2 separate regions of the Homo sapiens genome follow, and region 1 is linked to region 2. A link is a loop called in an ENCODE intact Hi-C map of the cell type or tissue named here. Cell type or tissue: K562. All regions are shown on one strand. Links, peaks and the distances in the headings refer to the core of each region. The heading gives the core; the rest is flanking DNA. Region 1 has its middle 110 kb from the start of CAND1. Region 2 overlaps LOC105369812 (a long non-coding RNA gene).

What was found. Hi-C counts contacts between places; a loop is a spot of excess contacts. Peaks named below come from ENCODE experiments on the same cell type or tissue, not always from the same donor. Only the 100,000 strongest peaks of a DNase experiment are listed, where the experiment ranks them.
Region 1: a loop joins it to region 2, with 5 times the contacts of the local background. A loop is called at or near these places in 3 of 110 quality-filtered maps.

Annotation. Positions count from the first base shown.
Region 1 is chr12:67,154,284-67,170,306 of GRCh38, reverse strand. No RefSeq gene overlaps it. Among named protein-coding and RNA genes, the nearest start is that of CAND1, 110 kb to the left of the region's middle. In K562, for the core only: a CTCF peak has its summit at 8,783 (motif pointing left); no DNase peak of the experiment used is centred there.
Region 2 is chr12:67,406,231-67,422,253 of GRCh38, reverse strand. It overlaps LOC105369812 (a long non-coding RNA gene), which reads right to left. Exons shown (of 5, transcript XR_001749186.2): 2 at 1-1,097. Among named protein-coding and RNA genes, the nearest start is that of LINC02420, 28 kb to the left of the region's middle. In K562, for the core only: a CTCF peak has its summit at 6,558; no DNase peak of the experiment used is centred there.

The DNA of each region.
Region 1 (16,023 bases), core at 3,862-11,861, 250 kb after region 2:
GAATAAAAAAACCTTTTTTGGGGAATTCTAACTCTTCACAACTCAAGACATCAGATCATTAAAAATAGCAATTGACATAACAATTACTTACAATTCAAAACAATGAGAAAAAATATCGTATGGATTATCCCCCAAATTTAAGGGAAAACATATCAACTCAGATTAAACTTTTGTGTTGGAATAACCCACTAATATTTTAAATAGTGAAAATGTAGAAATACATTTTTAAAAGTTATTTTAATTTCTGCTGTTGTTTAATCAAGGGTTGAAGAAGCCCGGAATCATAGGCAGTTAGTTGCTTCCTCCCTTCAGTTTTCATAGCATTTTGTACTTATGTTTTTTTCATACTCATTACATTTTGCAATAAGTTTGTTTTTAACTGGCATCCATTTAACCATGTTGCCAAAATAGATGATGCTCTCCATTCCTTCTATAAAACATGCTGACTGAGGCTCACGGCACTTATTGCTTAAGGATTCTACTCTTCAATGTGCCCTCATACTACTCACACCAGTCAAGCTGTTTGCTGAGCAAGAGTCACTTGGGCTGGTCCCCAAAATCCTTGAATCCAACTGTACTTGTTATCACACTTATGTATTTGAAATATTATATTAATAAAATAAAGATAAAAGGAAGCCATTTCTATGAAAAAAGATTGCATGATTTAGAAACTACTAATGAAACCAAGCCACTAAAAAACCCTGTTGAAATAGATATAAGTAACACAGCTGTAAAAAACTGAGCAACGAAATCAGACAGGATTATGCACTTAGATTGATAGCACGTGCCGTATTCCTGTCTGCTTTAAATAATTTGAAACTGAATGTGGTTTAAACACCAATTGATGGCCCATACTTTTGTGACTCTCCATCAAAATATTGGTGAATATACATTGGTTTATATTAAGTGAGAAAAAATAATTATGACTTTAAGACTCCCTGTTTTAGTCTATTTTGTTTCTGTTCACTGAGCAATGAGTTCCAATTACAAATAAGAAGAAATTTATGATATGGTTTGACTATGTTCTCAGCCAAATCGCATTTTGAATTGTAGTTCCCATAATCCCCACGTGTTGTGGGAAGGACCAGATGGAGACAATTGAATCATGGGGGCAGTTTCCCCCATCCTTTTCTCATGACAGTGAGTGAGTTCTCACGAGATCTGATGGGTTTTTAAGGAGTTCCCCCTACTTTGCTGGGCGCTCATTCTTCTCTTTGCTGTCTCCATGTGAGGAAGGGTGTATTTGTTTCCCCTTCCAGCATGATTGTAAGTTTCCTGAGGCCTCCCCAGCCCTGCAGAACTGTGAGTCAATTAAACCTCTTTCCTTTATAAATTACTCAGTCTCAGATATGTCCTCATAGCAGTGGGAGAACAAACTAATACAATTTATTGTCTTGTTATTATTGGTTTACAAGCTTCTGTGTGGCCTACAAGCACCTGAGGTTGCAAGTTCTGAAATGTTGGTGGTTTCGGTGCCAGAAAACTAGTGACAAAAAGCTAGAGATTTCAGTGGGCTGCAGAGGACCATGATAATCAGCAGTTTATAGTTCTGGAATGTCATGAAAAATGTTACAATAAAATTTTTGGCAAGTAAAAGCATTAAATAAGCCTACCATGTGTTATCATTGACATTTTATAGGACAATGATAGCTCTCCAAAAAACTAGAATAGTCAGTTAATAGACATTCTTTCAAATGTAGTGTTATTTAGTAGCATCCAAACTTACTTCATTGTCCTTATTTTGCCCATTTTTTCTTGAGTACATCAAGTCTTCATTAGCAGTCCGTGCTAATTCAAACACTAGAACTTCTGAGCTCTTGTGAGTGATAGCTGTTTCATGCAGTATTTCTACAGCTTAAATAATGCATATTCTCATTTTTAAGTAAAGGCACTCTCACAGAGATTTCTGCTCCCTGACCTGTGTAGTCTTACATCATTTTATTATAATATAAAATAAATATGCACATATTTTATTTGAATGTAAAAGAAGTATATGCTTCTATCCAACTAAAAAGCAAATTTACAAATTAAATACTAACAACACTGCAACACCATTAAAATTCAAATTAACAGCATTAATTTAATGTGATACATGATGTTTACTGGAACTACATTACTGATGTTGGGTTTAATACATAAGGATGCAGCCTCAGGTCAAGGTCTATAAATAGTTTTTATAGTTTCATTTTGATAACAGTAATGTAGGAAAGGAATGTGTTCCCCTAAGTATGATTTTGTTTACTAGTTCAGAATAAATGGCTTTCCAATAGAATCGAAAGTCTTCCAGTGAATATTGATTCTAGAGTAATTTTCTTGAAGTGTCAACTTTGTAAATTGTTTAGAAATAATTTACAAAATTGACATTGTGGCCTTTAAAATATGTGTATGGGTATTTAATTTAATTATTAAAATAATGAATACTTCATAGTATACTTATTGTTAATGAATTATTCCTACTTAGTATCTGAACAGTAGACCCACTTGCAAAATAAGGATGATACCAGATACAACAGATAGGTTGCCTTCTCCTTTTTTAAGTCTGAATGCCTACACCATCATATTCCATGTGATGACCCAATTCTTCCACTACTTTCCTCTGTTCTTATAACTTTGAAACCTTTGGCCACTCAGCGCTCCACAATGTCATTTGATGCAAACACAATCATAAATATAAACACAAGCTCAGGCATTAGGATTACAATGCATAATCAATTATAAGGTAATAAATCTGATAAGCCGGAATACATTTACATTAATTTTTAAGTTTATCAATGAAATAAAAACGTAAAGTTAAAAAGCTTTTGCCAAAAATCAAAATTCTGCAGAACACCCTTGTGCAGTTCCAGAGTTCCACACACCAGTTTTTGAAACTCTAGTATAGGGCCTAGTGAAGGGAAGAAGAGTAATGAAATACAAAGGATTTGAGGTATTCATTTTTTAAAAAGTTTTTCACACATTTGTAGCAGGATTTGAGGTGTTCAGAAACTTCCTGGAATAAAACATCAATTGTCAATCACTTTTAATTTCTTTTAAAAATAAGAACAAAGTTGTAAGAGGGGTATGGTGTAAGCATGGAAAATAAATATAGGGAGAAAGAGAGTTTCCTATGGCAAAGACTTTAAACGAAGAGGAAGTCCAGAGTCAAAGATCAAACATATTTAAACGAACGCACAAATAATGTATTTTAAAGACTCAACTGATGGGAGAAGTTAACAGGTATGCCCAGCAGGGTCTAGGTGCTTAGCAGTTCAGGTTGAAGTTTGTCAGACAGGGAAGAATTACCATGGCTCACAGCTCTCTGTGAATATTTCTAGGTCAGTGTTTCCACTCCCAGGTATTAAGGTTAGGAATTGATGCCATGTCTGTTTTCCTCTTTGGGCCACTTCGTCGACGGCTGGAATATGGCCTCATATGGCCTCATTGCCTCATTCTTCTCTGTAACTCTACTACCATGCACAGTTTCAGGTACACAGGAGGGACCAAGTGAAAGACAGAGAATGAAGTAAGTATTTCTGAGGTGGAAAGATCTTAAGGACCTTCTAGCCCAGTGTTTTGCAACTTCCAAGCTACAGACAAGGAAGGTAAATTTTTACCTGTCTAGCAAGAGCTTCTACTGTATTGCAGAGGGAAGAATATATTAATAACATTTATTGAGCATTTACTCTTAAGGTCTTTCTTAATCATAAAGACCCAGGTCTTTATGATTCTTGAGACTGAATTGTTAACCATTTTGATATAATATCTTCAAACAGGTCTTAAAGTCATTAATCAAGTTACTAACGCTTAAAAGCCTAACTTAAAAAAAAATCTACAAGATGGGCATTATGACAGAGATGAATAGCTGTCCACCCAAATTCTTACTCCCCTTTGCATAATATAGAGTTGTTGTTGAAAAGTAGCAAAGTGCCTGCCTGGCAACAGACTGCATTTCTCACCCCACTTGCATCTAGGTGAGGCCATGTGAGAGAGGAATTTGCATGCAAGTCTGTGTGATACTTACGGGCCAGGGCTTTAAAGAGCATTGCACCTTCTCCAGGTTCTCTTTCTCCTTTTCCCAACTAAATTCAAATGATAATTTGATCCTAGGGCAGATGTCTCCAAACTTTTTCTGTAAAAGGCCAAGTAGTAAATAGTTCAGGCTTTGCAGCTCATAATATCTCTGTTGCAGCTATTCAAATCTACCATTGTAATGCAATAGCAGCATAGATCATACATAAATTAGTGGCCATAGCTATGTTCCCATAAGATTTTTTTCACGAAAATAGGCCACAGGCCAGATTTGGCCACAAGCTATAATTTGCCAACCTATGCAGTAAAGGATGATGGAGGCACCATATTGAAGGAAGCAAAATATCTATATCATTGCATGGAAGAGAGTCTCCTGACAAACAGGAAATCCACTTTGGATAGCTACTTGCATGATAAATACATTTCTATTTAGTTTGAGTTAATATATGTTTCTTAAAAGAAAAGCTATTTGTTGCAGCACCTAGTGTCATCCCATCTAACAAGTTGAAGTGTGATGCCGCCATTATGTTAAAACTAAAATATATGGTGCTGGCGTACAGGGAGGATTGTAGGCACTAAGGAAATATATCTAATGCTAGAATAACAGAGATATGAAATGACAAAACATTTAGCAAAACCATCATCTGCAATCTCTTGGAAGGAAGATGAAATGCCTACTGGGTCTGTAACACTTGGTGTGGGGGATCTGGGGAGAAAGAAGTTTGAAAAAAGCCAGAATATTAGTGTGTGTCAGCAATTGCTTGGCTGCTGCATTTAGTAAGATATTGCAAGAAAGTGATGAGCTCAGGAAAAGATTGTCGATTAGAGAGCAAGAAATAAAAGGGAATGGAAAGAGTCCAGAAATGTAAAGCTTTTCAGTGTTGAAGAATGCTTCTGGACTTTAAGCAACAGGAAATAACCTGGGCATTGTGGCTCATACCTGTAATCCCAGCACTTTGGGAGGCTGAGGCAGGAGGGTAGCTTGAGTCCAAGAGTTCAAAGCCAGCCTGGGCAGCATAGTGAGACCCCATGTCTACAAAAAATAAAAAAATTAGTCAGGCATGGTGGTGAGTGCTTTTAGTCCCAGCTACTCGAGAGGCTGAGATGGGAGGATTGTTTGAGCCCAGGAGATCAAAGCTGCGGTGAGCCTTGATCAAGCCACTGCACTCCAACCTGGGTGACAGAGTGAGACCTTGTCAAAAAACTAAATAAAAAAAAATTCAAGGAGGCCTTGAATGACAAAAGTCCAGTCGTGAGACTCCTCAAATAAAGTGATTCAACCCTAGAGCAAAGGTACAATTGAGAGTGTTGCCCTCTCACCTTAACCTGTGGCTTTTGAGAGTCTCATTAAATTGGGAGATAAATGCCTATGGGAAAGAGAGCAAAGAAACAAAGTGGAATTGAAAGCTATCTATAGGAAAGAACTCAGGTGTGATTACACATGGAAATAGCTGGAAGCAAATAAACTAAGGTCTAAGTTTCTGAGAGACCTGTATTGTCAAAGGTAGGTTGTATTATTATCCCCCCCTTTTAAACCTCTATCCACTGCCTTAAGATTTGCAATGTTTCCTTGAGGAAGAATCTACTTCCCTGCTCCACTGATATCAGACTTTTGCCAATGGACTGCAAGAAGCAGCAATAAATATCACCCTGTTCTTTCATACATCCTGGAAGCCATTACATGGCTATGCTAATTCCAACAGGAGCTGATCTTTCAGTCTCGATCCTAGAATGAAGAAGTCACCTAGAACAAAATGCTGACAAGCTACAGCTATTTAGTGAGAGCAAGAATTTAAGCCTTTATTTTGTAAGCCACTGATATTTCAGTATTATTTATTAACACAGTAAAACTTAGAGCTAACGCATATCTAAAGAGATGATACCCCTGACCCGAAACTGATTGTTTGAGATTAAAAAAAAGTCAGACCCCTTAATTGCATGAACAGGAAGAGGGCCATGAAAGCTGAACAGCCCCCAAGAATGGCATATTCCCCAGCAGTTATTTCAGATGTGGCCCTGGAAGGTAAGAAGCAGAGAAAAAGCCTAGAAGAGATCCAAAGGTGAACATGGGAGTTCCTCCTGGAGAGCAGAACTGGGGTCTAATTAAGGAACTTCCCTCATTTCCAAGGTACATATTCTTGAAAAGACCTTCTCAGTAGGATTTCATCCCTGCTGTTGTGCTGCGTCAGCTATGTATTTCCCATTCCTTCTTCATCTGAATGGATCTGTCCCTGCTCTATCATTCCATATTTTCTTTTTCAGTTAATTTGTGGCCAGACCAAAAGAAGAACTTTTGGCCTGAGTGAGGAGGACAATAATCATCAAGAGATCATAGAGTTTGATCTGGTTGCAGAAAGCAGATGGTACTTATGCTTAATTCCCTTAAGGAGGAGTGAGTGTGTCTTTTGGGTGCAAAGAAGGGTGAACACATATGTAGTGCTAGAGGGGCAGGCTGTGCAGAGAGCTCGCTGAAGACAGAAGTCTGTGCTCCCTTTTCCAGAGAATGGATATGTCTCCAGGAAGGCACACTATTTTCTCAGCCCTTCTTACATCAAGGTGTGTTGAGTGCCTAGTTATCACCAAAGAAATGTTTGTGAAAATCATGTGTGTCATTTCTGGGCCAGGCTTGTAAGAAATAGATGTGTCTTGTTTTCTTCTTCTTTTCCCTTCTGTTGCCTAGATGCAGAGAATAATTATAAGGACTTGGAGGATGATGGGACCAAAGGATAGATGAGCTGTCTGCTGATCAGAAACTCTGCCTTATATTGATACACGAGTGAGAAATAAGCTTCTATTGTATTTAAGCCAATTTTCATTTTAAGTCTACTTTTATAGTACCTGGTGTTACTGTAACTAATACAGAGATTATAGTAGTTCTAAGCTTCCATATTAGCTGAAGGATTAAAATGAACTAAAGCACTTAGTACAGTCAAGGAATATATTAATTATTCAATAAATATACATTCATTTGATCTCTCAGTGCAGTAACTGAATACTGTTTTATATTCTGCTACCATACTTCTGCTTGCTTTTATTTCTAGTATATATGTCAGAAAATATGTGCTCCATTTTGGCCGCCTTACAGGGATCCTCCCTGCCCAAGTAAGAATGTACTAAAAGCATATAAAAATTAGCCTTGGCTATTTGCTTTTGTCTCTGGCATTCATCCAGAATATACCCCAGTGTATTCATTTCCACACACAAATCTTTATTGTCGTCTTCCTTCACAACCCCCACTGGGTACTCCACAGCTCCACTCTTGATTTTTACTTCCAATTCTGATCTTTCATGCTGGACACGTATTACGACTCTTGGACACAGTGACGATATTGGCTTTCTGGCACCATGCGCCTCCACTCTGGCTCTGTCCAACACTCTACCCCTGCTTCCCATATCCATGTTGAATCCCTTGGAAAAAGGAGATGTTTTTGTTTCAATTGATTTAAGACTGGCTCCCTCCTACCTTCAGGTAAAGACTGATAAATTCAGGGACATCATGTAGTTTCATGGATCATGCCCTTGTTCAGGCAACTTGGGTGCACACTTGACCTAGTGCCACTACTGTACAAATGAATAACCACCCTCTGCTGGGCTTTATATTAGAAAGCTTGTCAAGATATCAAGAGACTAATGGAGTTCTTTATTCATGACCTTTATTCATTCTCCTCAGCCTTTTCCACTTAAAAGTGTTAGCCACTTGAGGGCAGAGACTTCAGCTTGTTTTTTCTTAGCTTCTAGAAAAGAGCCTGTCACATAAATATTTGTAAAATAAGTCACTGAAGAGCCATGTATCCCATATCCTCTCTCCAAGAAATTCTGCCACCAGCACTGCTTAGACTTTCTTCAAGTCTCCACTTTACCCCTCTCCTATTCACTAAAGCCTATGTAAATTTGCAACAAAGAGGAAGGGGACCTTCTTCTCTGTAGTGAAATAAAGTAGTCAGCTGAACTCACCTGATTTAGCACCTGGGTCTTAGCAGACATAGTCACTCTTATTGCTCAGAACCAAGGCCTTCTGCAAGTTCAAAGGGACTACCACGTTGTGGTAGTAGTTCCTCCAGCCCTCTACAACCTCCCACAGCACCTTAGGGTTCCGTGAAAATTGCTGTGGTCTAACATGCTTACCATTCAAGATAACTAGATACTCTCACTAATCCCTATTACGGACCAGTTCCTTAAAATTTGGGCTTGATGAAATAAGACTTTCAGAAAATCTACAACGTTGGGCAAAACAAAAAGGGTAATAAGTAACAATGGCTTCAGAGAACCATCTCAACCAGTTCAAGTATTTAATGATAATTTTCAGATTGTCCAATATCTCTGTCATCTTCTAATGAGTTATAAATGGGATGTTCCATGACTTGATAACTTTCTAGATGGGAACTTTTCTTTTTCTTTTTTTTTTTTCCATTTTTTGAGACAGGGTCTTGCACTGTCACCCAGACTGGAGTGCAGTGGTGCAGCCATGGCTCCCTGCAGTCTTTTGCTCCCAGGCTCAAGCTATCCTTGCACCACAGTCTCCTGCGTAGCAGCTGGTACTACAGGTGCATGCCAGCGCATCTGGTTAATTTCTTAATTTTGGTAGAGACGGCAGGGGGTTGGCTCATGTTGCTCAGGCTGGTCTCAAACCCCTGGGCTTAAGCAATCCTCCTACCTCAGCCTCCCAAAATGCTGAGATTACAGGCATAAACCACCATGCCAGGCCGGAAAGGTTTCCTTATGCATATGACCTCCAATAAGCTCATGGTTCATGGACTGCTTATTGTAGTGCCACCTCCTGGCCAAATCTGAGAATGTGGAAGACAATCCAATGATGTCAAAGAAAGTGACCACAATTTTAATGTGAAAGTGCTCTACAAAATCAAGAACTCCAAGTTATTCCAAAACTGTTCTAGTTACAGGTGGTTTCTGGGGTTTTCTGGTCATTTATCTTTTATTTCCGTAACCCAGTGATTCTCAAAGTGTATTCCGCAGACCAGCATCATTATCTAGGAGCTTGTTAGAAAATCACATTTTGGGGCCTCACCACAAACCTACTGAATCAGAAATCCTGGTGGCAGGGGACAGTAATCTGAGCTTTTAAAGCCCTCCATGTGATTCTTATACATGCTCAAGTTTGAGAGCCAGTGTTATAACCAGACTATTCTTGAAATCTTTATGTGGAAAAAGGGTTTTCCTGGCACACAGACATCACAGTTATTGAAAATCTCATTCATCTCAGCTCCAAACCCTACCTACTCAGACCCAACCTGGTTCTTCATTAACCTTGATGATACCTCAAACATCATTGTAGGAAAGCATATTCTTTGAGAAGCACGCCCAAGTTTGGGTAGGCTTTGTTTCTTATTATTTTTCTAGAAGGCAATCACAGCCCAGGCCAATTACTCTATATGAGAACAAGTGGTATTAGGCATCACAGCCACATTTGAAACATGTGGTGATCTTCCTAAGTGACCCTGCATGGTGCTCCTAGGCAACCACGAATAGCCGAGGGAAATCTACAGACTCAGTTCATGGCAGCTGAAATGGACCACTTAAGCTAATACATGTATTACATGCTGGACAAAGACCTGCATGACCTTCCTCTGAAAACCAGAATGTCAGGGGACAGAAGAAACCTGCAACCCCAGGAAATCCTCTGACACAAGCGTAGCTAGGGAAGATGATATGCAATGGCAGCAGCAGAAATCCAGTTCTACACAGGGATAGTCATTGAGTCACGGAGTGTTGATGAGCTCTACAGCCAGACCAAATAGGCCTAAGGCATAAAAACCATTTCAGTGGCCACTCATTTGATTTGAAATCCTCCAGCACAGCCCTCTCTGCCATATCCATCATAGGTCAAGGAACCACTGAACTTGCTCACCAATGCAAATGTGTCTGCAACATCATCACCCTTCATTTTTAGCCTTAGTTTTTTTCCCCAGCCACAACTGCATCTCATAGGTGAGAACCCCTCTTTCAGCAATGACACATTTATTTTTCTGCCTTACCTCTGCGATTCCTGGTCCAACACAACACCAACCATGTTATTTTGTCCACATTCTATCTCTTGGTGCTTAATTACCTGAACCACATCTATGGACCTTTGTTTACAGTCTTAGTACTAATTTATTTTTCAAATATTGATTGAATACCTAGAACGTATCAGGCATTGAGAATACATCAATAAATAAAGGTAATTCTCCCTGCTTACTGCCCCATCCCAGTTTTGAGCCCATTTATTGAGCATTTACTATGCACCAGGGAGCAAGCTGAGTGCCAGGGAGCAAGCTGATAGATTTCTGTATACTTATATACATTTTCTCACTTAACATAAGAGATATGTAAAAGTAATATTCCATTTTACAGGTAAAGCAATTAAGACTCGAATACGTATTTTTTTCTAAGGTCACGCAGCTAGTAATTTGAGGATGTTGGATTTGAACCAAGGTCAATGTTTATGAATGCCATAAAATATTGTGTTGGCTGTTCTAACAGAGCCATTCTACTCCTTAGTGATGAGAATGAAGTTCTGTTTCTTTCTCCAGAATAGTTACTTCACCCTATCATGAGGCCTTCAAATGGGCTTAAGTTAGCTGTGTAACCAGGCATTAGGTGAACAAAAGCCCATTGGCTTATATGGCTGAAATTTCTTTGGCTTAGTCTTATGTAATGCATTCTGATCAGTAACTCAGTTAATTTTGTTCTCTAGCTTCTGTTTAAATATATATCCTCCGACAACCCCTTTGAACAACATAATTTGTCTAGACCAGCATTTTCTCTGAGATCTTGACATTTGTCCTCAGACATCACTTACCTTGATGATGGCTAAGTCACATTGTCAGACCCTCAGTATTGTGGGAATGACTAGCTTGACCAATTCTTTGAACAGCTTCCCCACCAAGGAAGGTGCCAATCACACGAAAAATGTATATAGTTTACCATTTTGAAAAAAAAGTAGTTGTGTTGAAAAACTCTGAAGTAGTTCAACTTTGCTTAGATTTCTTCTATGACAGTCACATCAGATAGTCCTCTGAGACAGCTTTTCACATGACCAGTATGGAGATGTCAGCCATTCCCTCTCTGGACCTCACCGTTACTCAAATATTTTTGTCCCCTGGTTCTTGCTGTGCAAAATTATCCCCTTCACCTCCAAGTCTTCTCTGGCTAAACCTCTGGGGAGATTCATTCAACTTTTTCTTTTATCAGGGTTTCCAGGCTCATAAGTATTTGGGTCATTAACTTTTAAATACTCTCTAGTTTGTCTAAATATCTCCTCAAGTAAGTATGATGTCCAGAATAGCACACACTCTTCTTGGACTTCAAAATGCTTCTTTCTTTTAAAAAATGATTATGAAACACTCCGGACAAAATACATAAAGAATATTACAACAAACACCTATGTACCTATTAACAAGGTCAAACAGAATATTATCAAACAAATAAAGTCTTCTATATGCCCTCCCTTTAGCCTCCTCTTCCGGTCCTCCAGAGTTAATCACTGTAGAATACTACTGTTACCATGAACAGAATGATAATCACTGTTTACCATTCCAATATATTTTTTATGCCACCAAATACCAGTTTTAATTATCCTTTATGGTACCATGCTATCTGAAGCTGATAACTATTAATCTTGTTTTATAAACCTTCCAGAAGAGAGTTAGTGTAAGTAGTAGCTCTTAATCTTTGTTTTCCAGCTTTTCACTATCATTTCTCTGAATGATTTCTTAACGTTTAACTTTAATTCTAACTAGGATCAACTAATTCAATTAAATCTAGGGGTAACATTCGTGGAAATAGAGAACACTTGCTCTCCATATCTGACGTGGCCCCTTCAATATAGTTTGAAAACTTGTTTAAAATCTGTGAGAATATCTCTTCACCAGTGTGGATAGGTATACAATTACTTTATATTTTCTTTGCGAAAAGTTTGAGCCATAAGAACTGTAATCAGTTCCTATATCAAGGTGATATTTGTTTGGTAGTCTGAGCCTCTCTCGGGAAGATTAGATTTATTTCCTCATATCTCTGTGGTTCTGAAAGTCTATTAATAGGTTAATCTCCAAGCGGGATCTCACGGATATTTACATCAGCTTTCCTGAGGAACCTTAAGTGATTGCATATATAACATATTGTTGGTTACAAAGTTAGTAGGAATTGACCAAATTTTCTCCATACTAGAGACTGTCGATCCTACTGAAATGTCAAATTCTTCAAATAACTTGATCAATAATATAGAATACCTAGGGAGGTGGTAAGTATCTCAACATCTGTCTTTAACACTGCAGCTTCAAGGATATTCTGAACACATGTTTTATAAGCAAATGTTCTCCATTTTCTGCTGCTTAAAATAAATCCTTCAATGAAATAATGTTTGATTTCAATACTCTTGCAATTGAAATAAAACTAATTCTAAAAGTGTTTTTTTTCTTACATTCATTAAAGAAAAATGGTTTTGCTCTCTGCTGCCAGGTGAATTCTATCTTCATCAGCCAGAAGGCAACAGATAACTCACATTTGGCAAATTATACAAAGAACAAAGAGTTAAATATAGAGTATACCTTCAAGAAAGATTATATCTGAACCTTTAATATTAAATATCCTGGAAAATGCACAAATCTCTGTAGTTATCAAAATGGGATGCTACTTAAATGAATTATATAGCTTCAGTATTAATAAAAAAAAGTTGTGCTCTTGTCTAAAAGAGGAGCCTATGAAACAGAATAAAGTAGTTCTGGAAAAATTGGATTAAATTAGCTGGAACCCAAAACTCAAATAATATAGTTGAATAACCATGATTTTTCCCTTTTTTCAGAAAATCATAAATATTCAGAAAAATAATTAACCAACTTCCATATACCCATCATCAAAAATCAACAAATGCTGTTGACATTTTAACATTTTTGCTTCTGTCTTTTAAATTTAATAAAGGAAATAAAATATTTCATTTTTTTTTTTTTTTTTGAGATGGAGTCTTGCTCTGTCACCCAGGCTGGAGTGCAGTGACCTGATCTTGGCTCACTGCAAGCTCCACCTCCTGGGTTCACACCATTATCTGGCTCAGCCTCCCAAGTAGCTGGGACTACAGGTGCCCGCCACCACACCTGGCTACTTTTTTGCATTCTTAGTAGAGACAGGGTTTCATCGTGTTAGCCAGGAGGGTCTCAATCTCCTGACCTCATGATCCACCCGCCTCGGCCTCCCAAAGTGCTGGGATTACAGGCGAGAGCCACCGCACCCAGCCATGGAAATAAAATATTTCAAATGAAGTTAAAACTTAGCCTTTGTCTCCCTCCCCAGTCCCAATCTTCTCTCTTCCTTCCCAGAGGCAACTCCTGCATCAATGAGCGTGAATGTAATGTGTCATTTACGTGCTCTTTTTGTTTTTAATTTAAGTACTCTCATATGGTATCTCTAATTTCTGAATCATTTTTATTCACCATCATGTTATTAAGGACAACCATATTCTACATCATTCACTTAACTGCTATAAAATATTTCATTTCATAACACAATTTACATATTCACTGATGGGAAGTTAGGTCATTTCTAATAGTATGCTATTTTAAACACTGCTGCAGTAGGCATCTTTTACATATCTTCTTGTGCACATGTGTTGGAGTTTCTCTAGAAATACATACTGTAAGGCGGCAATGTTTTAAGTTGTACTAGATATTACCAAAATGCTTTCCACATTAGCTGTATCAATTACTAAAAATAAAATCCTAAGCCCCCCCCCCCACCAGCCATCAGAATGGACCCCCTGTTTGCCAGGGGGACCCCAGAGAAACCTTAAAAACTGAGTTCCCGGCCACGATGGGACAGGAGGTCCGACATGCCTCATTATATCCCCTCCATTTTGCAGTTTAGATGCAACAGCTGACCAGCATTAATATTAAAATAGAGATCATAAGACTGATAGAACAGACTCTACGGCAATAAGATACCAAATTATACAGCCCCTAAAGCCACGTTGGACAACCCAACCCCACACTTAAAGAATACACTGTGTTCTAATTGCTACAAGGTTTTTCTCTTTCTCTAGCAGCCAAACAAGCACTGGCCTTGAGATGAGCGATATTAAAACAATTGCATGGGTGGACATGGTGACTCATGCCTGTAATCCCAGTGCTTTGGAAGGCTTAGGTGGGAGGATCACTCAGGGCCAGGAGTTTGAGGCTGTAATGAGCTATGATCGAGTCCCTGCACTCCAGCCTCATGACAGAGTTAAGACGTTGTCTCAAAAAAAAAAAAAAAAAAAAACAAAAACCCAAAAAACAAACAAACAAAAAACCATTGCAGCTCATCCACTGCTGCCAGGCACTGACTAATTGACATCCTGTTCCACAACCCATAACTACAGCTTTGATTGGATAAGAGACTGATTTCAGTAACTTTCTCCTGATAGGAAACCACCGACCATGGACTGGTTCTGGCTGGTTTATAGAGTCTGTTCACTTGAGTGCCACTGTGTCCCTGCTTCCCCTTTGGACATATAGGGCCTAATTATAATGCATTTTAATGTTAAGCCTCCCCTCAAAGTGAACATGGGACTCATGTAACATGTATATTTGTTCGATACATGTGTGTCAGTCTCCCCTTTGTGAATGTTCATAGCTCCTCCTATAATCTGTTGAATATGTATGTTTAGCCAAACTGTTTGGCATAAAGCTCCTGCCCCAATCCCTCCTCCTTTGAAGTGTCTTCTAACAATCTCTGTCAGAGGCTACACTTCCCAGCCTGTCAGAATTGCTACCCTGCAGGCTGTAGCCCTTTATCAAAAAATTAAGTCTTGGGTTGGGCTCAGTGGCTCATGCCTGTAATCCCAGCACTTTCAAGGAACAAGGCAGGAGGATTGCCTGAGGTCAGGAGTTCAAGACCAGCCTGGGCAACATAGCAAGACCTGTGTCCCTAAAAAATTTTTTTCAAGTATCCGGGTGTGGTGGCCTATGCCTGTAGTCCAGTGACTCAAGAGGCTGAGGTGGAAGGATCACTTGAGCCCAGGAGTTTGAGGCTGCAGTGAGCTAGGATGGCAACACTGCACTCCAGCATGGGTGACAGAGTGAGATCTTGTCTTTTAAAATGAAAAAGAAAAAAAAAAGAAAGTCTCCTTTCTAAATTTATAAGTTGTGTAATTTTTCAGTAGACAATTACATAACACAATTTACTTACTCACCAATGGGAAGTTAGGTCGCTTCTAATAGTATGCTATTTTAAACACTGCTGCAGTTGGCATCTTTTACGTATCTTCTTATGCACATGTGCTGGAGTTTTTTTCTAGAAATACTGTGAGGCGGGTACATTTTAAGTTGTACTAGATATTACCAAAATGCTCTGTGCATCAGCTGTACCACTTACAGCTCTACCACAGGGTTCTTGTCTTTCTGCCTCCTATTCAGCATGTAGCATTGTCAATGTAGTAAATATTTGTCATTTGTTTTGGCTACCCAGTACGCTGACCATGCTTTCCATATTTGGAGAATCTCTAATTATGAGTCCCCACCTTCCACTACAGACATGAGTTTCTTCCCTACCCTCCCTAGGCTTCACCAATCAGATTCACCCAAATCAGATCATGAATGGAAAGCCAGTGACTTAACAGGAAGCAGGTGCTCCTTGGAGGCCACTCTTGGCAGTAGCTGCATCCATTTTTCGGAGGCCTCAGAGACGAGAGATTCCAGAAGCAACATTCTGGTATTGGTGCTGGTACTGGTGACACAAATAGTGGTCGTTAGTCAGGATTTCTGACAGTTGTGGAGTTTCAGTGGTGTTGAATGATGTTATTTGGGGTGTGTTTCCTCGTCTTCCCATAGACTCTGTGAGTTTTCTAATAGACAGTTGAGTGCAGCTCTAAAGAGGGAGAATTCTGGAAATGGGCTGCCTATGTTGAAGCCATTGTTTCTTGACAAATTAGCTCCATAACCTTGGGCAAATTAACCTCTCAGAGACTCTGCTTCCTCCTCTATTACAAGTGGGAAATAATTGCACCTGTCTTACAGGCTTTTGTGAGGAGTAAATGAGCAAATACCT
Region 2 (16,023 bases), core at 3,369-11,368:
TATACAGATGACTAGATAAGAGGCTTGGTGAAATAAGCTTCTCATATGCACATCTCGCTGGTGCAAAAAGTACTTGCAGTTTTGGACCGTGAATTGTAAGTCGTTATAACTAGGCTCAAACATGTCTTTAACCAAAAAAGGAATCATTACAATCAATAAATTTCTGCCAGTGAGAAATACGTTTATTCCTGTAGCCTAAAAATCCATGCTTCAGGATTTGACAAACTTTTGGAGAGCATTTTCTGCATCCTGCTGGTTGTGGAAGCATTTTCCCTGCAAAAAGTTGTTGAGATGCTTGAAGAAGTGGTAGTTTTGAAGTGTCATCTTCTCTTATTCTATGCAACAACAATGAACCATTTCTTGATTGGATTGTGATGTGCGAGGAAAAGTGGATTTTATATGACAACCGGCGATGACCAGCTCAGTGTTTGGACCGAGAAGAAGCTCCAAAGCTACTTCTCAGCGAGAGGTCAGGTGAACATGGGAGATGAGGCAAAACTTCGTAGCCCAATTTGTTCAACTTCTGAAGCGTGGGTTGTGATGTGCAGTCGGACATTGTGGTGGAGAAGAATTGGGCCCTTCCTGTTGACCAAAGCCAGCTGCAGGCATTGCAGTTTTTGGTGCATCTCATTGGTTTGCTGAGCATACTTCTCAGGTGTAATGGTTTCCCAGGGATTCAGAAAGCTGCAGTGGATCAGACCAGCAGCAGCCCACCAAGCAGTGACCAGGACCTTTTTTGGTGCAAGTTTGGCTTTGGGAAGTGTTTTGGAGCTTCTTCTCGGTCCAACCACTGAGCTGGTCATCGCCAGTTGTCATATAAAATCCACTTTTCCTCGCACATCACAATCCAATCAAGAAATGGTTCATTGTTGTTGCATAGAATAAGAGAAGATGACACTTCAAAACGACAATTTTTAAAAAAATTTTCGGTGAGCTCATGAGGCACCCACTTATCAGGTTTTTCACCTTTCCAATTTGCTTCAAATGCTGAATGACCATAGAATGTTTCAGGGGGTGTGGCTTCTTAGTGTCCCCAGTATTTCATGGAAGGCCTACTCAGGTTGGTGGTATTGGTGTTTACTTGTCCGGAGTGAGATCTGTTAAAAAAACAAACAGGCATATTAAAATATTAAGAGTGTATTTGAGGAGACAGCAATTCACGCATAGGGCAGCTCCAAGCCAGAAGTGGTCAGGGCCCTGCCAAAGAAGTGAAAGAGAAAAGCATTATAGGGTGAATGCGAAAGTGAGGCAAAGAAAATATTAAGTTGGTTCAGATCAGATATTGCCTTATTTGGATTTTCTCAGCAGAAAGTCCCTGGTAATATAATGCTCAGTTGGCTTGTGACGGGCTGAGCTGAAGTTTCAATTTGTTTACATAGGAATGCAGGGTGATAGAGCCATCCCAGCCTAATGACCTCTCATTAAGTTAGTTTAACAAGTCCCACAAGGTTATGGTGAGTTTGTCAGAGATGTTTGAACCAGAGCAGCTCCATCTTGAATAGGGGCTGTGTAAAATGAGGCTGAGACCTGATGGGCTGCATTCCCAAGAGGTTAAGGCATTCTAAGTCACAGAATGAGATAAGAGGTTGGCACAAGATACAGGCATAAAAACCTTGTTGATAAAACAGGTTGCAGTAAAGAAGCCAGTTAAAACTCACGAAAACCAAGAAGGTGAGGAGAGTGATCTCTGGTCGATCTCACTGCTACACTCCCACCAGCGCCATGACAGCTTATAAATGCCATGGCAATGACAGGAAGTTACCCTATGTGGTCTAAAAGGAGGAGGCATGAATACTCCACCCTTTATTTAGCATATAATCAACAAATAACTGTAAAAATGGGCAACCAGCCTGGCTGCTCTGCCTGTGGAGTAGCCATTCTTTTATTCATTTACTTTTCTAATAAACTTGCTTTCATTTTACTTTATGGACTCACCCTGAATTCTTTCTTGCACAAGATCCAAGAACCCTCTCTTGGGGTCTGGATCAGGACCCCTTCCCAGTAACAAGTTCTGAGTGGGGCCCTACCCAGCCTTATCTAATGCCAACCGTATCACCCTGAAAATCCAGCATAACTAATTTGTATCATTTGAAAAACAGCCTGTGAAAAACCATGCCTCCTGTATGTAACATCCTGGTTCTTGCGATATCTCGGTACCTTCCCCACAGGTCCGTAACACATGCTGGTCATGTTGCTGCTGAGTAATGGTGATCACTCTATGGATATGCTGCGTCACCTTTACCTCTATTGTCACAGGAGCTAGGAGGAACTGAGCACAGCAGGTTGGCCAGGGGCTATGACAGCGTTCCCATGGAAACCTAATTATTCTAATGTGTAAGATACATACTATCCTATTACAGCATTTAGTTATAACAGCCTGAGAGTTGCATTACTTTCAGAAATGCATGTGCCTTGTCGATCAAGCTGTAAGTTCCTTGAGAGCAGAAGCCACGTGTCAGTCAACTTTGTATCTCAATGAATTTTGGTTGATAAGCAGTGGGTAAACTTTTGGTGAAGGGATGAATGAAACCTGAAGGGGATTGGTAAATACGCCACCCCAAAATATGCCACTTTGGGATAGGACTATTTTGAGATCCGACAGATGCAGAAAGAAGTCTTCCAAGAGCTTCTCTTTCTTAAAAAATCTGACTCAAATCAGAAATTCCTGGGAAATGAGGACTGCCATAAATTGCCTCTCCAAGGGAATTTTTAAGGCCATGAAGAAGACAGAAAGTCACCACTGAGATGGACCTGAACACACACACCTTGCCAAGATAGCCCCTGGCTTCCACAAGAGTTCCCCATGCATTTACCTTCCCGTAGTGGACTGCTCTTGAAAGCCCCAAACCCTTTTTTCTTTCTGTCAAGTCTCCACAGTTTATCTTTCTTTGTTTAAAATGGTATATGAGCTTTTCGGCCTATTAGCTTGTTTGTATGCCTTTTCTCCTGATAATCTGTCTTTTGTCAGTCTAATTTGCAGTGCTCCAGTGAATCTAAAAGGGTAGAGGAAAAAGGGTTATTTGTTTCCCCTATAAACTGAATTATAAATTCCATTACAACAGGGTCTATGTCATTTTATCTTCTTAGTACTTAACGTAAAGCAGTGTTTAATAGGTCAGACGTGCTCAATTTAGGGTATCCAAAGGGAGCAGAATTGTATATATACATATATATTTCATGTGCAATATTTACAATATATTTATATTCATAATATATACAATATTGCAAAAATCCTAATAGAAGCTATAACATTATTCTAAAGATTGCTGTTCATAGCAGGGATTATATCAGTCTGTGTAGAAAGCTGTTTTTAGCAAATGATAAGCAATTCCTTTATATGTGTTGATTTACTTCCTATGGCAAAAACAAATAATATATAAATATTATATTATATATAAATATAAATAAATTCCTTATTATTTAGCAACTGTGATGTTTTTGTAAAGAAAATCTTTCACATAGAAAAAAATAAAAGCTCTTCCTGTTCTTGGTGGTAAATAGTATGGAAACCAGTGCAGTGCAATTCAATTTCAAAGAATTAAATATCACTAAAACTTGTTTATTTATTTTTTTATTTTTGAGACAGGGTCTCACTGTGTCACCCAGGCTGGAGTGCAGTGGCACAATCATAGCTCACTGCAGCTTCAACCTCCCACGCTCAAGCCACCCTCCCATCTCAGCCTCCCAAGTAGCTGAGTTTACAGGAATGCGCCACCACATGCAGATAATTTTTGTATTTTTTGCAGAGACAGGGTCTCACCATATTGCCCAGGCTGGGCTTGAACTCCTGATCTCAAGTAATCTGCCCACCTCAGCCTCCCAAAGTACTAACTCTTATTAAATGTTGTGGTCAGAACAACTCTGTCCTTAGTTATATGGAAGTGACCTGCAGCAGGTGATGGAGAAGAATCAGAAGACTGACTAAGCAACTTTCAGTTACTTCATATGGATTTCACATTGGTGGAAAAGCAGGAACAAAAAGAAGTCTTGATTCATGCACAGTTGATAGCAGGAGACCATTTACTGGCCCTCATGAGATCCTCCCTGGAAGAGGATCAATATCAAGGGTGAATGATTCCTATTTCTTCACTTCCTGTTTGTTCAACCAGAAATTTCTACGTATGTTGTTGTATTCCTCAGGACACTTCCAATTTCAAGTGACAAAAACCCAACTCAAACTAATTTGACACAAAAGGGAATGTACTGGCTCTTACAACTGAAAAGTTGAAAAGTCGGTTCTAGTTCAGGTATGGCTGGATCCAGGACATCAGATGATGTCCTTAAGATGCACTTGCTCTACCTTCATCTTCAGGCTCTGCTTCCCTCTCCCTAAACAAAGTTTCTACACTGGGCAGTGCAAAGTATCTCTGCATCTTCATGTTTAAATGGTTCTTTGATCCCACAATCTTCAGAATGACTCTCTCAGTGCAGCCCCACATCAAGGACTCTGAAATGACAATGAATGCCTCTGCTTGGGTTAGATGCCCACTACAGGACACATCACTATATTGGGGAGGATGAGGCATGATTGTCCAATCTGGCTCAAATGCTCAGTCGTCTGGGAAAATGGCCATGTGTGTGACCGCTCCACAGACATGAGAGGCTGGGATTTCCAACAGAAAGATGCTAGGAAGACAGAAGAGTTGCTTATGCCCTAAGATCAAGATCTGTGTAGAGTGTCCCCTCAACCACCCAAATCACAACCTCCCCATATAAGGCCTAATCGGATGTTTTTTGTTGTTGCTTTTGTTTTTGTTTTTTGTTGTTTTGTTTTGTTTTGTTTTGTTTTAGATGGAGTCTCACTCTGTTGCCATGCTGGAGTGCAGTGGTGCGATCTTGGCTCACTGCAACCCCCACCTCCCAGGTTCAAGCAATTATCCTGCCTCAGCCTCCCGAGTAGGTGGTATTACAGCCACGTGCCACCATGCCCAGCTAATTTTTGTGTTTTTAGTGGAGACGGGATTTCATCATGTTGGCCAGGCTGGTCTCAAGCTCTTGACCTCGTGATCCACCCGCTTCGGCCTCCCAAAGTGCTGGGATTACAGGCGTGAGCCACCTCGCCCAGCCCTAATCATATGTTTTTAAGCAAAAGGCCTAAAAAGCTTCCTCCTAGGTTCTGTTCAAAACTGAAACAAAACAAAGCAAAAAATAAAAATAATAATAATAATGATTGAGGAAGCCATGAGATTCCAGGCACTATATTAAGTTTAAAGGCTTCCAAATGTTCAACTTCTAATGAATGATTCACTTCACCTCAATGCCTCTGTTTTAGCAAAAAGCACCTGTTCTTTAAAACAGATTTACCTCTTCAGCTGAGATAGAAATTCTAAGATAGAATAATTTAAGAGCTAGAAAGGGCCAAATAACAGTTTTCATCAGGGAAATAAAACAATGTCCATTCTCTGGATTGGATACAACCCAAGAAAAGCCATTACCCAGCAGTGACATATGAAATATCTGCTTTGATTTCATGTGGGAGATTATTTAGCAATGTCAAGACAAAACATGCCAATTCCTGGCAGTTGTCAAAATGCCATTCCTAGTGTAACCCTGACAAAAAAAAATCCACTCCCTCTGCAAATGTCACCAAGCTTCTGATGGAAAATGGATATATTTGCCAGTTTGGGAGAATAAAGAAAAGACTGGAAGGAAGAAAAAGTTTCCCTTTAGGAGGAAACTAGAAGGAAAAGGAGGGAGGAAGGAAGAAAGGGAAGGAGAAAAAAAAGGGAGAGAAGCAGGGAAGGAGGAAGGGTGACCTTTTAGTCTACCCTTCAGATTTATGCTAAAAGTTTGCCAGGTCAGAAAACAGGCTTTGGAATTAAGGGAGATATGAGACCAACGTCAGGCCCTGCCACTTAAGAGTTACCTACACTTGGTAACTTCACCTTCATTTGTCTCAGTGTCTTCACTGGAAAAATGAAAAATAATAGTACAATTAATAATGGTTAAAAGAAGCAACCTGGCCAGGCACGGTGGCTCACGCCTGTAATCCCAGCACTTTGGAAGTCTGAGGCGGGTGGATCACCTGAGGTCAGGAGTTCAAGACAGCCTGGCCAACGTGGCGAAACCCTGTCTCTATTAAAAATACAAAAATTAGCTGGGCATGGTGGCGTGCACCTGTAATGCCAGCTGTTAGGGAGGTGGAGGCAGGAGAATCACTTGAACCCAGGAGGCAGAGATTGCAGTGAGCCAACATTGCTCCATTGCACTCCAGCCTGGACGACAAGAGCAAAACTCCATTTCAAAAACAAAAATGAAGTAACCCATGTGCAGTGCTGAGCCTGGTGCCAATCTGTAGAGAGCACAATACATAAGATCTGGTATTATAGGCCTACGGAAACAATGTATCCTGGTGCTCCATGGAAAACATTTTCTTTATTTAAATTCATCGACTTAAAAACACCTAGACAGAAATTATGAATAGGCTATGCCTCTTTATTTCATAGGCAGAATGGCAAGTTTTGAATAAAAGTATGCTCTTGTTTGACACATGGAAAATAGGAAAAGGCATCTGAAGAATCTTCACATTATCAAGCCTGAACCTTCGCAGAACACTAGAGGTCCCTCTTGGCACTGAATCCTCCAGCCCCGATGATGCAGAATTCAGAGTGACAATTTTCTGCCTCAGCCCCACTAGATGTCTCTTCAATAAAGTTCTAATACAGTTAGTGCCCTGGCATTGATTCGATGCCTGGGAACCATTACATAGAAAGAACATAGTTTTAAATAATCAAACCATTTTCCTAAATGTGCATACATTCTAGAAGCCACCCTCCACTGCCACACACATAATTCAAACTGAAGATGTCTTTTGTTTTCCAGAACCATTGCCTGATATTAAGATGATATCAGGGAAAGGGAGCAAAGGTGACAAGGAAGTTGTTTCGATTAATTGGGAACCATAGATCGTACTTGGAAGCCATGGGGGAGATGCCCTCCACGAAATTAAAAATGAAGTTACTCTCTCAGAGTTAAATCACCAAATCAATGGGAGTGCTAGCAATGTGGCTTTAATGGCCCAGGTTCCAGTAAGCAGAAAAGTCAGACTTCTGTCTTCTACATAGCCAACTTCCTCAAAACACGAAAGAAGAGAATGCCTTTCTGAAGGAAGGCAATTTCTTCTAGTTGCATCTAATCAAAACTTTATTGTGTTTCTATTGCCTGCTGTTTTCCTAAGAAACGTTGAATTACTGGGATGATACCTGATTCTCACCAGCTACCAGAACCACCTCCTTAGTTTTCAGGGAGTGTTTTTTGACACAAACCACTTCAACAGCATTGCAGCAGCTAGTTTAAAAGGCAATATTTTGTCTTGTGTTTAATAAGCTTAAAAACTCACAAGCCCACCTAGCATTTCTAACCAGCATTTATCCATTTGTCTGAATGGATCGAAGATTGCCTCATGGGCATAATAACTGACTTTAGGCATAATGGTTGTGATGCCTGGCACAGTGGGGTATTCTGTTAGGGGAGCGAGAGAGCTGTGGACAGGGAAATCACGTAGCTTGGGAAGCCTCAAACTACAAAGATATAGTAGCAGGTATGGGCAAGGCACAGAGAAGCTGAAAGTGGGGTGCATGCGAGACCACAACATAGGCTGGTATTGTGTTTAAGAAATTTCAATGTAAATGTCTTTAGGCAGGGGATTCACCCGAGTTAGCCACCATTTCCACCATATTCCATTGCTTCCTATTGTCTTAGGCCTGGGGTAATTTGATAACCTCGAACATCTGGCCCCTTTGGCCTGAGTCAGAGCTGTTTTTTCAGGGAGGGTTTGCTAGAAAGTAAATGATTGGGACAATTAGAGAGATTAGAATAAGATCTATAGATTTAGATAACACTATCATAACAAGTCTAATTTACTAATTTTGATCATTGTACTGTGATTATGTAAGAAAATAGTTATTTTTAGGAAATTAACTCAAGTATATGAGAGCAAAGGCATAAAGATAAAAATAACTACAGATGACAATGTCTCATTCCAGATCTGCCATATAAGGATTTCTAGAAGTGAGGCCCTGAAACCTGCATTTACCATGATCCCCAGGGAATTCCCGTGCACCTTCAAGACTGAGAGGCCCGGATCTGTAACACCTGCTGAAGAATGACACCCATTTACGAGATAAAGAAAACACTGTTCTTTGCTGCTCCCCTGGTTACCCTCAAAAGCCAGAAAGAAGGGAGGATGAAGAGAAAGTCAGCCTCTGCAGACATAGCTGTCATTTGTAACTGCTGCTGTTTCCCAGTCAGCTTAAATGGAAAATGGACTGCTCTTACACCAACGTCACTTAAGTCCATCACGGCAGTACTCCAGGTCCTCCTTTCCCATGTATTGCCTGAGTGGGGCACATTGCCCCCTGACAGACACAGGATGCTGCCCCCAGGCCAACACTTAGAGCTAGAACAGCGACGCTCATCACAGAGCTAGAATTGCAAGCTCAGTCAGGTACAGGGAGTGTTGTGCCTGATTGCAAAAAACTGACTCAGCCTTTCAGTAAAAGTGCCTTAGGGAATGGAACTAGATTGTCCTGTGACAAACCAATGAACACATCTGCTTGTCTCAAAATATGTGAAGCAGAACCAAGCTTCCAGTGCTGAACACAGGACTGCTCTAGTCACCAGGCAGCATCCTTTCCCAAAGAAGGTTTCATAGAACACTAGCCTAGTAGATGATCTTGGCAAAAAGGAACCCATAACTAAGTAAGTTCTGGAAACGCTGTATTTTGTTTCTCCCCTCTTGGAAACTGAAGATGCACATTAACATATTAAGTGCTCTGAAAAGTCACGCACTGAAGAAAAAACCAGTATGACTCTTGTTTAGCTCAGTATTTCCTGAATATGTTCTTTGATGAGACTCCTTTTTCATTGAGTGCCTATTAATATTTTCTAGAATAAGGTTTTAAAGAAAAAAACTGAGGAAACGTTATAGAGGAGAATTTATATTCAAAGGGGAAGTCATTTAGTTCCATAAATGGAACGTTAATTGGAGAAAGATTGGCAGTTGTGAAGCACATCTAAAAGTATTGGCAGAGCCTCTGAAGGACTTGGGAAATGGACTTCCATTCCCTGCCAGGAAACTTCCTTAGGAATAAAGGGACTCCTTTGGTCCTGATCAGAAAGGGAGCAGTATTCCTTGTCTGCATTAGAGTGGAATATTGGGATGATTAGCTACCAGAAGAGTCCTCTTTGATCTTTCCCACTCCTTCAACCCCGTATCCATTCCACCGGAAATCCTACCCTACGTCCTCAATCTCAATCTCCCACTTCCAGTGCTGCAACCTCAGCTCACTGCAGCCTTGACTTTCTGGGCTCAAGCGATCCTCCCACCCCAGCCTCCCAACCATCTGGGACCACAGGGAGGTGCAATCACGCCTGGCTAATTTTTGTATTTGTAGTAGACACAGGGTTTCTCCATGTTGCCCAGGCTGGTCTCTAACTCCTGGGCTCAAGCAACCCACCTGCCTTCGCCTCCCAAAGTGCTGGGATTATAGGCATGAGCCACTGTACCCAGCCTCAATCTCCCACTTCTTACACATCCACTGCTGCAATAGTCTACTCACTGGTTTCCCTACTTTCACTTTTATTCTCCTGCTATGGTCTGAATATTTGTGTCCCACAAAAATTCATATGTTGAAATTCTAACCCTTAAGGTGATAGTATTAGGATAGTATTGGGGCCTTTGGGAGGTGATGAGGTAGTGAGAGTGGCACCCTCATGATTGGGATTAGTGCCCTTATAAAAGAGGCCCCAAAGAGAGCCCTGAGGTTGCAGCGAGAAGGCCACATCTATGAACCATAAAGCCAGCCCTCACCAGACACCGAATTTGCCAGTGCCTTGATCTTGGACTTCACAGCCTCCAGAACTGTAAGAAATAAATGTTGTCTATAAGCCAGCCAGTCTGTGGTATTTTGTTATAACTGCCTAAACAGACTGACACAACATCTAGTGTATTGTCCATACTGCAGCAAGGTGATCTTAGCACTTAGAATCTGATAAAAATCACACTGCTTAAAAACTTCCAAAACCTGTCCCTTGCCATGGAGAAAACACAAAGATAACATAGGCCTGGCCTGGCATTTCCCTTCAAACTCATCTTCACTAATCTTCCACTCATCTGCATGTTCCAGCCACACTCCTCTTCTCCTGGATTCTCTTTACCTGGAATTCTCCTTCCCATCTCGATTTTGCCTATTTGCCCTTCAATATAGATCACGGTGATCTATGATGGTCATAGTGATCACAGATTCATCACAGAACACTATGCAAAAATCATTTCCTCCAGGAAGACTTTCTTGATTCAACAGTCTAGGTTGGAGCAGCTCAAAGTGCAATCCATACTTCGGTGCCAATCTACAAATTGTTTCCAATGTGATAAATATTAAAATTAAGAAATAAGCATTTAGAAAGTTCTACAGTGTTTTAAAATTACCATGACATCCAAGCACATGGTCAGTAGACTCCCCTTGTTGAACAGGGCAAAGAGCAATTCAGGTGTTGTCAAAATCACGTGGTCAGTCACATGTAGCACAATTTGTATGCTAGTATCAGTCCAGGGCAGATTGAAGGGAAAAGTGGTCTTTCAGCACACATAGTTAGAGATGCACTGGTCTAGGTCACTTTGTCATGTTATATAGTCACAGCACCATGTACCTTCTTTCCAAAGCATCTATCACAGTTGGTAATTTTATGTATTTTTTGCGAACTTTTTTCTTATTGTCTTTCTCCTACACAAGACTCCTAGCTTCCTGACAGCAAGAACCAACCAGGCTTGTTGCTGCTCAATGTCAAATCTTTCTAGTCCAGCTGAATACCTGGGACACAGTTGGTGCTTAAACAATGTGACTAATAAATAAGTGGAAAACGTATACCTAGTGAGCCTTGTCATCAATTTTAATACTGTATCACCTCAACACCATTCTTAGCACTTACTGAGTTACCTGTGGCTTATATGTGAGGATAAGGGTGAGCAATGAGAGAGAGATGAGAGAATAATTATTTCATTTTATGAACTCAACCAGACCCTTTCAGATCACATTTCAATGGCATAATAGGTATAAAATGAGTAGTGAACAATGATGTTTTAAGGGTACAAAGGAATGCTTTGTCTTTGGTAACCCATATCTGTGACCTATTGTCACACATCTTGGGTATTTCGTTTTGTTTGATGTTTATATTTGACTCTAATTAAGCAACATCATAAAATTTCATTGCCCTCCCAGCAACAGAGCTCATGCCAGCTTTCGGTGATGTTGTGTTTCCTCACCCAGCTCTATCCTCCCTGCCTTTGTTCACAGCTGTTTTGCTGATAAAATGGAGAGAAAGAGAGCTGGTATTCAGCTGACAGCTTGCTTCTGGCAGCTGCTGGACCTCAGAGCATAATTTCCTCCCTAGTGGGTTATCAGAATCAAACACCCTCGACTAATCAGAATTTCAAAGAAAGCAGATATCCAGTTGAATTTAAGAAGATTATTCCAAAAGAGCTCTGAGTAGGACATTGGACTTTTGGCACCCTAACTATTTGCTCAAACAGGCATCAGAGTCAGCTGGAGTCTTGAACTTTTTCCAGGAAAGAGAAGAAATTTTAATATAGTGAAAAGAGCAATGGATGGTGGTAGCAAGTCTTAGCCCTGCTCTGGGAAAGGTACCTAATCTCCGTGGTTTGATTTCCTCATACGTTGAAAAGGGGGATTGGACCAGATGACCTCTTGATCTCTTCTAGCTCTGAAATTATGGAAATGAATGATTCAGTTCCTAGACAGAGGTTTCAAGAATGCTAAGGAGCTGAGTATCTGTTCCCAGATGGCAAAGTTGGCAAAGTTTATATAGGACTTAAAGGTCTTTCTATTTACTACTCATTCAGTTTAATCCTTCTTCTGAAAGACAGTACAGTATTTACCTCTTGCCTAATATTGTGAACATGAATTTGTTTATACAATCTCATGACTCTGAGATCTAACTCTAATTCCATAAATAGAACTATAAATACTAATGGTATTCCCAAAAACATCATGCTTGGTGAAAATGTTCTAGGATCAAATACGTTTCTTTCTTTCTTTCTTTTTTTTTTTTTTTTTTTTTTTGAGATGGAGTTTCGCTCTTGTTGCCGAGGCTGGAGTGTAATTGTGTGAACTCAGCTCACTGCAACCTCTGCCTCCCGGGTTCAAGCAATTCTCCTGCCTCAGCCCACTGAGTAGCTGGGATTACAGGCATGTGCTGCCACACCCGGCTAATTTTGTATTTTTAGTAGAGACGGGGTTTCTCCATGTTAGTCAGGCTGGTCTTGAACTCCCAACCTCAGGTAATCCGCCCACCTCGGCCTCCCAAAGCACTGGGATTACAGGAGTGAGCCACTGCGCCCAGCTGGATCAAATACGTTTCTGAAATGCTGTACTCAATATCCTCTCCTTAATGTTTCACATGGCAGAAGGGTGCATTAAAGCCTAGAAAGTCATGCGCTAAAGAAAGCCCACTTAAGTTTGCTTGCCCTAGAATTTCTCAGCGTTGAAGTCTTTTTTTTCCTCTGGAACACTTGTTTTCATTTTTATTTTTTAATTTTTATTTATTTATTTATTTATTTATTTATTATTATACTTTAAGTTCTAGGGTACATGTGCACAACATGCAGGTTTGTTACATAGCTATACATGTGCCATGTTGGTTTGCTGCACCCATCAACTCATCATTTACATTAGGTATTTCTCCTTATGCTATCCCTCTCCCAGCCCCCCACCCCTCAACAGGCCCTGATGTGTGATGTTCCCCTTCCTGTGTCCAAGTGTTCTCATTGTTCAATTCCCACCTATGAGTGAGAACATGCGGTGTTTGGTTTTTTGTCCTTGCGATAGTTTGCTGAGAATGATGGTTTCCAGCTTCATCCATGTCCCTGCAAAGGACACAAACTCATCCTTTTTTATGGCTGCATAGTATTCCATGGTATATATGTGCCACATTTTCTTAATCCAGTCTATCATTGATGGACATTTAGGTTGGTTCCAAGTCTTTGCTATTGTGAATAGTGCCGCAATAAACATACGTGTGCATGTGTCTTTATAGTAGAATGATTTATAATCCTTCGGGTATATACCCAGTAATGGGATTGCTGAGTCAAATGGTATTTTCTAGTTCTAGATCCTTGAGGAGTCGCCACACTGTCTTCCACAATGGTTGAACTAATTTATGCTCCCACCAACAGTATAAAAGTGTTCCTATTCTTCCACATCCTCTCCTGCATCTGTTGTTTCCTGACTTTTTAATGATCGCCATTCTAACTGGTTTGAGATGGTATCTCATTGTGGTTTTGATTTGCATTTCTCTGATGGTCAGTGATGATGAGCATTTTTTCATGTGTCTGTTGGCTGCATAAATGTCTTCTTTTGAGAAGTGTCTGTTCATATCCTTCGCCCACTTGTTGATGGGGTTGTTTCTTTTCTTGAAAATTTGTAGAAGTTCTTTGTAGATTCTGGATATTAGCCCTTTGTCAGATGGGTAGATAGCAAAAATGTTCTCCCATTCTGTAGGTTGCCTGTTCACTCTGATGGTAACTTCTTTTGCTGTGCAGAAGCTCTTTAGTTTAATTAGATCCCATTTGTCAATTTTGGCTTTTGTTGCCATTGCTTTTGGTGTTTTAGTCATGAAGCCCTTGCCCATGCCTATGTCCTGAATGGTATTGCCTAGGTTTTCTTCTAGGTTTTAGGTTTAACATTTAAGTCTTTAATCCATCTTGAATTAATTTTTGTATAAGATGTAAGGAAGGGATCCAGTTTCAGCTTTCTACTTATGACTAGCCAGTTTTCCCAGCACCATTTATTAAATAGGGAATCCTTTCCCCATTTCTTGTTTTTGTCAGGTTTGTCAAAGATCAGATGGTTGTAGTTGTGTGGCGTTATTTCTGAGGCCTCTGTTCTGTTCCATTGGTCTATATATCTGTTTTGGTACCACTGCCATGCTCTCTTGGTTACTGCAGACTTGTAATATAGTTTGAAGTCAGGTAGCGTGATGCCTCCAGCTTTGTTCTTTTTGCTTAGGATTGTCTTGGTAATGCGGGCTCTTTTTTGGTTCCATATGAACTTTAGTTTTTCCAATTCTGTAGAGAAAGTCATTGGTAGCTTGATGGGGATGACATTGAATCTATAAATTACCTTGGGCAGTATGGCCATTTTCACGATATTGATTCTTCCTATCCTTGAGCATGGAATGTTCTTCCATTTGTTTGCATCCTCTTTTATTTCATTGAGCAGTGGTTTGTAGTTCTCCTTGAAGAGGTTCTTCACATCCCTTGTAAGTGGGATTCCTAGGTATTTTATTCTCTTTGAAGCAATTGTGAATGGGAGTTCACTCATGATTTGGCTCTCTGTTTGTCTGTTATTGGTGTATAGGAATGCTTGTGATTTTTGCACATTGATTTTGTAACCTGAGACTTTGCTGAAGTTGCTTATCAGGTTAAGGAGATTTGGGGCTGAGACAATGGGGTTTTCTAAATATACAATCACGTCATCTGCAAACACGGACAATTTGACTTCCTCTTTTCCTAATTGAATACTCTTTATTTCTTTCTCTTGCCTGATTGCCCTGGCCAGAACTTCCAACACTATGTTGAATAGGAGTGGTGAGAGAGGGTGTTCTTGTCTGGTGCCGGTTTTCAAAGGGAATGCTTCCAGTTTTTGCCCATTCAGTATGATATTGGCTGTGGGTTTGTCATAACTTGCTCTTATTATTTTGAGATATGTTCCATCAATACCTAGTTTATTGAGAGTTTTTAGCATGAAGGGCTGTTGAATTTTGTCAAAGGCCTTTTCTGCATCTATTGAGATAATCATGTGGTTTTTGTCTTTCGTTCTGTTTATATGCTGGATTACATTTATTGATTTGTGTATGTTGAACCAGCCTTGCATCCCAGGGACGAAGCCCACTTGATCATGATGGATAAGCTTTTTGATGTGCTGCTGGATTTGGTTTGCCAGTATTCTATTGAGGATTTTCACATTGATGTTCATCAGGGATATTGATCTAAAATTCTCTTTTTTGTTGTGTGTCTGCCAGGCTTTGGTATCAAGATGTTGCTGGCCTCATACAATTAGTTAGGGAGGATTCTCTCTTTTTCTACTCATTGGAATAGTTTCAGAAGGAATGGCACCAGATCCTGTTTGTACCTCAGGTAGAATTCGGCTGTGAATCCTTCTGGTCCTGGACTTTTTTTGGTTCGTAGGATATTAATTATTGCCTCAATTTCAGAACCTGTTATTAGTATATTCAGAGATTCAACTTCTTCCTGGTTTAGTCTTAGGAGGGTGTATGTATCCAGGAATTTATCCATTTTTTTCTAGATTTTCTGGTTTATTTGCACAGAGGTGTTTATAGTATTCTCTGATGGTAGTTTGTATTTCTGTGGGATCAGTGGTGATATCCCCTTTATCATTTTTTATTGAGTCTATTTGATTCTTCTCTCTTTCTTCTTTATTAGTCTTGCTAGTGGTCTATCAATTGTGTTGATCTTTCAGAAAAAAGAGCTCCTGGATTCACTGAATTTTTGGAGGTTTTTTGGTGTCTCTATCTCCTTCAGTTCTGCTCTGATCTTAGTTATTTCTTGTCTTCTGCTAGCTTTTGAATGTGTTTGCTCTTGCTTCTCTAGTTCTTTTAATTGTGATATTAGGGTGTCAATTTTAGATCTTTCCTGCTTTCTCTTGCGGGCATTTAGTGCTATAAATTTCCCTCTACACACTGCTTTAAATGTGTCCCAGAGATTCTGGTACGTTGTGTCTTTGTTCTCATTGGTTTCAAAGAATATCTTCATTTCTGCCTTCATTTCGTTATTTACCCAGTAGTCATTCAGGAGTAGGTTGTTCAGTTTCCATGTAGTTGTGTGGTTTTGAGTTAGTTTCTTAATCCTGAGTTCTAGTTTGAGATGGCACTGTGGTCTGAGAGACAGTTTGTTGTGACTTCTGTTCTTTTACCTTTGCCGAGGACTGCTTTACTTCCAATTATGTGGTCAATTTTAGAATAAGTGCAATGTGCTGAGAAGAATGT